2 separate regions of the Homo sapiens genome follow, and region 2 is linked to region 1. Evidence: chromatin contacts called from ENCODE Hi-C or POLR2A ChIA-PET data. All regions are on one chromosome and are shown on one strand. The core of a region is the stretch at or near the end of the contact, and the rest is flanking DNA. Distances in the headings are between cores, read along the strand shown.

Region 1 (4,402 bases), core at 1,120-3,619:
GTGGCAGATGAGGTTGGAGCAGTTGCTATTGACGCAAAGAGGCTGGGCCCAGTGCTGGTGATGGTGGCTGTGGGTGTGGGAGCAGCTGGCTGTGTGGCACCTGCTGTGGTGGCTGCTGGCGTGGCCGGAGTGAAGGGCAACGTGGCAGGTGCCGTGGGCTGGGCTGAATTCCCTGCTGAGCCAATGTTGAAACCGGAGGGTTGGGCCGTGCTTCCACCAGTGAATGAGAAGCCTCCAGATGTGGTAGCTGGAGCCACAGAGGTGGTGGAGGGGCCAAACACAAAGCCGGTGGGTGCTGTGCCCTGGCTGGAGGTGACGGTGCTCGATATGGCATTAGTGAGGTTGCTGCTGCCCAGCCCAAAGCCGCTGGGGTTTGCCATGGCTGGGGTGGCAGCTGTGTTGCTCAAGTTGAGCTTTGAAGCACCGATCCCCAAAGAAAATCCAGTTCCCCCCGAAGCAAGAGTCGCTGTTCCAAAAGTGAAGCCTGTCGTCTGTGTGGCCGGAGTCTGGGTGGCAAGTGAGAACAGGCCGGTGGAAGGGGTACTTGTGGCTGGTTGGAAGGGAGCCCCAAAATTAAACCCTCCAGTGCCAGAGGTGGAGAAAGAAAACCCTGTAGCAGGTGTGGTTGTTGCCGTCTTTGCAGTGCCAAACGTGAACCCGCCTGTAGGGGCCCCAGTGCCTCCAAAATTAAACCCGCTCATGGCTCCGGACTCTGGTGGCGGCAGCTACTCTGGCTCCCAAAGCAAATCCGTCGGTGTCTGCAGCCTTGGGAAGATTTCTAAAGCAGAGGAAGTGACATTGTCAGATGGCAGTTTTGGAAAGGCAAGCTCAGTGGCATGACTGGGCACAGTCGGTTTGGAGGGTGGTGGGATGGGATAATGATGCATGCTGTGTAACCTAAACTAGGCTCTGCTACATCGAGAAGGATCCAGAAGCACAAAAGCACGCCCCAGGGGTCAGGTACGAGGAGCCGGGGTGCTAGGGACGTGCGTGGCCATGTTCAGCCCAGTGGAAAGCTCCCACTCTGTGGAGGACGAGGCGGGAGAACAGGACCTTGGACCCACCTCAGCCTGAGGAGATCAGATTTGAGGCACTGCCACAAGCGGGACTAGGACACACAAGAACAGCTGTAGGACCTGCTCCCAGCGTGGGACCCAGTGAGGTTCCCTGGCTGACTCTAGCAGGGTGTGAGCGGATCAGCTCTTGCCACCCTGAGGGCCTCTCTGGACCTCAGAGAGAGAGATGGGGCCGGGAACCCAGGCTGGATGGCAGGGTCTGGGTTGCTGAAGGCCCCCCAGGCCCACACCTGCACTCTCTAAGAGCAGGAGAGGACACTGGAACTCCTCCTCCTAACTCAGGGGAGGGTCTGAAACCCATGTGCTCAGAGCACAGATGCCCCTGGCTGCAGTGATTGGCTCAAGGATAAACTGAGACCTGAGCCAGGCAATCGGAGCCTCCCCTGGGGTTTTCTCCAGGCTTGGAAGGCAGCTGCCTCCTTCACCTGTAGGTGTGGTGTGGAGGATTGCACCTGGGCCTCCCTTGGACACCTTCTCAACCATCTGCAGACACTGGGACATCACGGGAGACCATGAGCCCCACCAGAGATGGGTGGGGGTGGGGGTGGGGGAGGGATAAAGAGCACCCCAGAAGACCCATGGGCCACAGTATTTCCATTCAGTTCAAACTGACTTGATTTTGGTAATGTCTAACTGAAAAATCTCCCAGTGGTGCCATCTATCAGCAGGAAGGTCAAAGGTTACCTGGTGAGGAAAGGGTGAGAGGGAGTGCTGAATAGGGGTGGTTTCTTTTTCTTTTGGGAAAGGGTTTTTTTCTGTCATACTAGCTGGAATGCAGTGACATGATCACAACTCACTGCAGCCTCAACCTCCTGGACCCAAGTGATCCTCCCACCTCAGCCTCCCAGAGTAGCTAGGACTACAGGTGCATGCCACCATGCGTGGATAATCTTTTTTATTTTTTGTGGAAATGGGATCTCACTCTGTTGCCCTGGTCTTCAACTCCTGGGCTCAAGCGATCCTCCCTCTTTGTCCTCTCAAAGTGCCAGGACTACAGGCGTGAGCCCTAAAGATGATCAGCAGTATCCTTAGAAGACGGATTTGACTGACTGGAGAAGGGAAGAAAGCTTGTGGTGACACGAGCAGACTGGAGTGATGCGCTTTGGAATCTGAAGATGTGAGAAAGCCAGGAGCCAAGGAAGGCAGAAGCAGCTCTAAAAGCTGGAAATGGAAAGAGGGAGGCCCTGTCTCAAAAAAACAAAAGAATAATCAAAGTCAAGACTGAGAAGCCAAGTGCCTGACCCAGAGAAACACCCACGAGGTCTGTTTCCTCTTCCCTCTCTCCAGGCCAGTTTTTAAATTGCTTGGTGTCTGTCCTCAGGAAATCCCCTTCCAGCTTGAGTAAGAGGCAACCTATCTCACTACCCCCACCCCTTCCACTGCACCCTTCTGCTTCCTCACAGGCCCCTAAGTTTTGTTTCGTCTGCTCCTCCTTCTCCACACAGCCAAGCAAGCCTGGGGAGATGACCCCAGGGCCAGCTGCACACGCTCTGCCTTGTCTAAGCCAGTAGATCTCAATGGGCGTCCATCACTACTGACTGGGAGCATTCAAAATACACAAGGCTGTTAGCTCCACTAAGCCAGTCTCTCCGGGGCTGGGATGCTGTGGCCCTGGCATTTTCATAAAGCTTTCCTGGGGGATTCTGAGAAAGGTCTCTTCAAGAGGCCACGGCAAGTGCCTGAGCCCCCAGGACTGCTGGGGCCTGGCCCGGCCTACATCCATTCCTCCCGTTGTGGGACAGAACAAAAGTCCTCACTGCTGAGCCACCTCAAGCCGGTGTGTTGTTACTGGCAGCTAAAGGCATCTGAGCAGCTACACCTACACATCTCAGTTCTCAAGAACTCAGCTTAAAAAAGCTTTTGCTATTAATAAGTTGTAGCTAAAATTTCCAAGAAGAGCATTTATAAAAAGCTCTTTGCAACTATGAAAAAACTACAAGGAAAACAATCTTCTATGGGGACTTGTCTGGCTTAACAGTTCACCTTTTTTTTTTTTTTTTTTTTGAGACGGGAGTCTCGCTCTGTTGCCCAGGCTGGAGTGGAATGGCATGATCTCGGCTCACTGCAACCTCCGCTTCCCGGGTTCAAGCGATTCTCTCGCCTCAGCTTCCAAGTAGCTGGGATTACAGGCGCATGCCACCACGCCCGGCTAATTTTTGTATTTTTAGTAGAGATGGGGTTTCTCCATGTTGGCCAGGCTGGTCTTGAACTCCTGACCTCAGGTGATCCGCTTGCCTCGGCCTCCCAAAGTGTTGGGATTACAGGCATGAGCCACTGCGCCCGGCCAACAGTTCACCATTTATTAAGTGCCACATTGGTTTCCAATACTCAGGTGCCAGGGATCTATTCACAATGGTGAACCCATACTGATCCAGCCCTGATCCACGCAGTTTAGATATGGCCAGGTGAGGTGGCTCACGCCTGTAATCCCAGCACTTTGGGAGGCTGAGGTGGGGGGATCGCTTGAGCCCAGGAACTCGAGAACAGCCTGGCCAACATAGCGAGATGCTGTCTCTACACAAAAAACACAAAAATGAGTTGGCCGTGGTGGCAGGCGCCTGTAGTCGCAGCTACCTGGGAGGCTGAGATGGGAGGATCACTGGAGCCCAGGGAGGTGGAGGCTGCAGTGAGCTGTGATTGTGCCACTCACTCCAGCCTGGGCAACAGAGTGAGACCCCATCTAAAAAAGAAAGAAAGGAGACCTACCATTACTCACCGTTTCCTCAAAGCAAACTTTGGGGCAGATCCACTTGACAAATGAGGAAAGTGAAGCCCAGAGTGGCTGGTTAAGCCACGGTCCCTGCCCTCAAGGCAGCCAGAGTCAAATGTCAGCTCTACAACCAGGGCTCAGGGCAGGCACAGGGCCGGGCCACATGCTGTGGGAGCAGGTTCCAGGGAGAAGCTGAGCGTTGCAGATGCAGCATCAGCCAGGGAAAGGATGGCGGGGGAGAGGCGCCGTCCACGCGGGAGGAAAGGCCTGTGTGAAGACAGGGAGGCCCACACAGCAGACATGCCTCTGGGTGCTAAGTGATCTGGTGCTTCTGAAGGGAGATGTTTATGTGTGAAGGAGTGACTTGGCAAGCCTGGGCTGTTCAAATCTGCACATTCCAAAGAGAGAAAATGGCCCTTGACCAGCTCCAGGAGAATCTCTATGTTCTTGAAATGTGCTGCCAGATAAGAGCGCCTTTGTTTACCTGGGGCCCCAGGCCACTCTAGAGAGTCCATGTTGACGCTGTGACCTAGAGTGGGGGCTTTGGGTCATACAGTATCAGCACGACCTCTGGAGGGGCTGGAGTCAGCAGACCTCAGTTCAGCCACACGGGTGC
Region 2 (4,402 bases), core at 698-3,197, 93 kb after region 1:
GTGTCCCTCCTTCCTCTGTTCTCATCGTTCCCACTCTCCCTTCATCATCGAGGCTGGTATCGTCTAAGACACTGAGCTGAGGGATGGGGGGTGACAAAGTCACCCAGAAGCCATCCTTGCCCTCAAGAAGCTCCAGCTGGAACAGGGTTGGGAGCCAGCTCTACACGTTCAAGGCCAAGGGTGCTCTGAGCCCAGGGGAAGAGAGGGAGACGTATGCAGGACCCGCATCTCGGGGAAAGAAAAATCCTTTCCAGCTGTGGGGAGAGCACTGGGGGGATCATGCTGGAGCAGGCTGTGACATCATGACCAAGCATCCGCCCAGCTCTGGAACCCAGGCATAGTAACAGTGCCTGTCTCTCAGAGGCACCATGAGGTTAATGACAATGCGTACGTGCCCGGTACTCAGAGGCAAGCAGGAAAAGCTGGCAATTTGATACAATTTTATAATCTGCTTTGCAGATTATAAAAAGCTTTTCTCTTTCACTTTTCTAACTGGCCCTGCAGCCAACAGCCTGGAAAGCTAGCTGGGCAATTTTCATTGTAGAGGGAGCCAAGGGAGGCCAGAAGGGAAAAGGGGCTTGGCCAAGGGCCCCAGCAGAGACAGGCCACAAGCCCAGGGCTCTAGACTCTGTGATCTAGGGTGGCAGATCCAGGTTTCTGCTTGCCGGAAACCTGACAAATGGAAAGTCTCTACATGTGCCAAATGAAGACCAGGGCGTGGCATGCAGGCAGGTGAGCACCTCCCCTTCCCAAAGGTCAGCTGGTCCTGAACTTGGAGCAGGAGCACTGTTCTGGGACCCATCCTGACCCTAACACCAGAAAGCACATATACGGCAGTGGCCGTTTTCCCGGCATCACTCTACTCATTTCACTCTCCTGACTGCAGCCCTGTGAGGGCAGTAGCATTACCATCTCCCCTCTGCAGATGAAGAAACTGAGGCACAGGGTCATGCTGTCATTCGAAAGGTCAAGCGACAAGCGGCAAGCAGAGGCAGCCCAGCCCACCACTGAGCTCCAGGGTGCCCCATGCCTTCCACCTCCCCAGGCCCTGCTGGGGACCCTGACTGACTTCTCCCCTCCGGCCTCCAGAAGGAATCAGCAGAGCCAACACCTAAACTTCGTACCCAGTGATTTTGGACTTCTGGCCTCCAGAGCTGTAGGAGAATAAGCATGTGCTGTGTTAAACCACTCACTGTGGTAACTTGTTACAGCGGCCACAGGAAACTAACACAAGCCCCACCTTTCATCTGCAAAGGCAGAAGCTGCAGAGGGCAGCGTGGGCCCGACCCTGAGCTGCTGCTCACGGGCAGCTCTCCCAAGTGCACCGCAGTGAGCAGCCGCACGGATTCATGTGACTGATGACGGATGGTGGTTCTCCCCTATAGCTCAGCGAGGCCCGGGATATATGACATTATAGTTCAGTACTGGACAGAGACACAAGAGTTAATAAAATGCTTAGAGCATGGCGCAGAGAGTGGGGTAAAGTGTCCACTGCTCGAATAACCATAACGATTCAGCTTGTTCTTGTTGTTTTACTGTTATTGCTTTAAATTACGGGACATACAACTCCACCATCTCTTCTTGACTGGTGCAAACTGGCAGAAGAAAAGGGCGATTTGCTCTGGGGCGATGTCACCCAATGGTGGTGTGTCCCCAAATGCAAGCTCCGCATCAGCAGGGCCTTCACCAGCCCCGCTCTCCCTGCACTGTCTGTGCTGGCACCGCGGCCAGACACATGAAATGGTAGGTGCTGCTTAAGGATCCACTGAGCAACCGGGCACAGTGCTCACGCCTATAATCCCAACACTTTGGGAGGCAGAGGCAGGAGGATGGCTTGAGGCCAAGAGTTTGAGACCAGCCTGGCCAACATAGTGAGATCGTCTCTACTTTAAAAAATAAATAAATAAAGGGACTGCTGAAGGAATGGATGACTCACACAGGCTGGGCACTGGGGTTTGCTATTTTTATCAAACAACCTGAGTCATATAAGGGAAAACCAAAACCACATTGGCCCAGAGTAGCTCCTCCTGTGCTTCCACTGTGGGTTTCTGGGGGAGGTCAAGCGTGGTTTCTTCTCTCAGGAGCTCCTGGCTCTGTGTGTTTTCCTCTCCTTCTCCCTCTTCCTTCCCCGCCCTCCTGCCCTCTCCCCACCCTGCTCTCTCACCTCAATCTCTTTCTTACTGTTGGTTTTCATCCTTCTCCCTTTCTCCTCCCTCTGTGCTCCTCGGCCCCTCATTCCTTCTCATCATGATCCCTTCTCGCTCTTTCTCCCTGCCCTCTCCTTCTCCTTTCTCTCCCTTTCTTGGGAGAAGCCAGAGTGCCTGCGTTCAAATCCCAGCTCTACTACTTCCAGGCTGTGTGCCCTTGGGCAAGTAGCTTCCTCTCTCTGTACCCCAGTTGCAGGATGGGGTAATATGGGTGCCTATCTCACAGTGTGGCTGGCAGCATTACATGGGTAAGACACAGAGAGTTCCCAAAGTGTCTGGCATGGGATCCTGCCTGTAATCCCAGCACTTTAGGAGGCTGAGGCGGGAGGATCGCTTGAGCCCAGGAGTTTGGGACCAGCCTGGGCAACACAGTGAGACTGTCTCTATTTAAAAAAAATTAAAAAATTAGCCTGGCGTGGTGGCGCCTGCCTGTAGTCCAAGCTACTCGGGAGGCTGAGGGGGGAGAATCACTTGAGCCTGGGAGGTTGAGGCTGCAGTGAGCCGTGATTGCACAACCGCACTCCAGCCTGGGTGATGGAGCGAGACTCCATCTCTTAAAAATAAAAGTGCTGGCACAGGTGAGTGCTCCCTAGGTGTTAGCCACGGCCCTCTTTCTCTTGCTCCTGCTTGGTCTTGGTCACACTCTTTCCCCTCTCCCTCACCTTTCCTGGCCCTGCCTATCTGTCCCTCTGTTATTAACACTGCCTACCTCTGCCTGGGAAGGACCCTGTACAGTTTTCCAAGTGCTTGGCCTCCATCTCCTATCATCATTTGAGCCAACAGCCCCAGGAGACAGGGGACAAGGCGTCATCTCACTTTTCCAGTGGAGGACATCAAGGCACAGAGTGCCTGGGCTGTTTGCTGGGGCTCCCTCAGTGTGTCGGAGCCAAGTCAGGACTCAGATTCGGGGCTGTCTGAAACACCAGCTGTCCTGCCCACCTGCCCAGACTTCAAGGCAGGGATGGCCAACGGAAGGCTCAAAATTGTCTACGTGCCTGTCTGGCCAGCAGGCACTTCCAATTCAAAGATTTCCTATTGAAATCTAGGTTTCAAGCTTTTCCTGGAAAACTTGGAAGATTCTGGAGCCCAGAGCCTAATAATTCACATCTCTGGGATCCATGTTCCTCATGTATAAAATGGGGATAGGGATAGTACTGACATCCTAAGGCTGCGGTGAGAATTTAGCAAACCTCTGCCCATCAAATAACTTGTAAGCAAATATTCATGGCAGCGTTACTCATAACAGCCCAAAGCGGAAACTACCCAAACGCCCATCAGCTGCTAAGTGGCTAAGCCACATGGGGTGTTCCCATACAGCAGAATATCACGCAGCCATAAAAGGAGTGCGGCAGTGACGCGCCACAGCATGGATGCACCTTGAGCACACGCCGCTGGGTGAGGGATGCCAGACACAAGAGGCCACACAGCGCAGGACTCCACTTCTGTGAACACCCAGAAGGGGCAAATCCACGGAGGGAGAAAGGCGGTTAGTGGCTGCCAGTGGACTGGGGGAAGAATCAGAGTGATGGCTCAGAACTACTGGGTTTCTTTTTGGGGTGACAGAAACGTCCTGGAATTAGATAGTGACGATGGTTGCATAACACTCTGAATATCCTGAAGGCCACTCAGTTGCACCCTTTAAAAGAATGAATTTTCGTGGTGGCTCATGCCTGTAATCCCAGCACTTTGGGAGGCTGAGGTAGGTGGATCACTTGAGGTCAGCTGTTCGAGACCAGCCTGGCCAACATGGTAACACCCTGTCTCTACTAAAAATACAAAAAATAAAAATAAAAAAATAAAAAAATTTAGCCCGGTGTGGTGGCATGCGCTTGTAATCTCAGCTACTTGAGAGGCTGAGGCAGGAGAATCGCTTGAACCTAGGAGGTGGAGGTTGTTAAAAGCCGAGATCGTGCCACTGCACTCCAGCCTGGGTGACAGAGCAAGACTCTCTCTCAAAAAAATAAAAAATAATAAATAATAATAATAAAAGAATAACTTTTTGTTTGACATGGAGTCTCACTGAATAATTTTTTTTTTTGAGACGGAGTCTCGCTCTGTCACCCAGGATGGAGTGCAGTGGTGCAACCTCGGCTCACTGCAAGCTCTGCCTCCCGGGTTCACGCCATTCTCCTGCCTCAGCCTCCCAAGTAGCTGGGACTACAGGTGCCAGCCACCACACCCGGCTAATTTTTTGT

Evidence for each region. Hi-C counts contacts between places; a loop is a spot of excess contacts on that map. ChIA-PET counts read pairs that join two places held with the same protein, here RNA polymerase II (POLR2A). Pooled maps may share reads with other maps.
Region 2: a loop to region 1 is called in a map of astrocyte of the cerebellum, with 5 times the contacts of the local background. The contact joins two enhancer-like sites. A Hi-C loop is called at or near these places in 1 of 168 maps with a recorded cell type or tissue (astrocyte of the cerebellum) and 2 of 50 pooled maps. POLR2A ChIA-PET finds 5 or more read pairs at or near these places in 9 of 52 experiments (A549, GM10248, H1 and 6 more).

What each region holds. Positions count from the first base shown.
Region 1 is chr19:49,909,107-49,913,508 of GRCh38, forward strand. It overlaps NUP62 (nucleoporin 62), which reads right to left. Exons shown (of 3, transcript NM_016553.5): 3 at 1-778. The coding sequence starts at 701. It also overlaps a transcript of IL4I1 not described here. Among named protein-coding and RNA genes, the nearest start is that of IL4I1, 14 kb to the left of the region's middle. RefSeq lists a silencer at 1,269-1,348 and enhancers at 2,356-2,665, 3,314-4,165. Within about 2 kb of position 2,370, at least 4 of the 41 ENCODE cell types and tissues checked have a DNase peak (open chromatin) inside an H3K27ac peak, as active enhancers do.
Region 2 is chr19:50,002,149-50,006,550 of GRCh38, forward strand. All of the region lies in intron 5 of VRK3 (VRK serine/threonine kinase 3), which reads right to left. Among named protein-coding and RNA genes, the nearest start is that of VRK3, 21 kb to the right of the region's middle. RefSeq lists a silencer at 2,002-2,061. Within about 2 kb of position 1,948, at least 12 of the 41 ENCODE cell types and tissues checked have a DNase peak (open chromatin) inside an H3K27ac peak, as active enhancers do.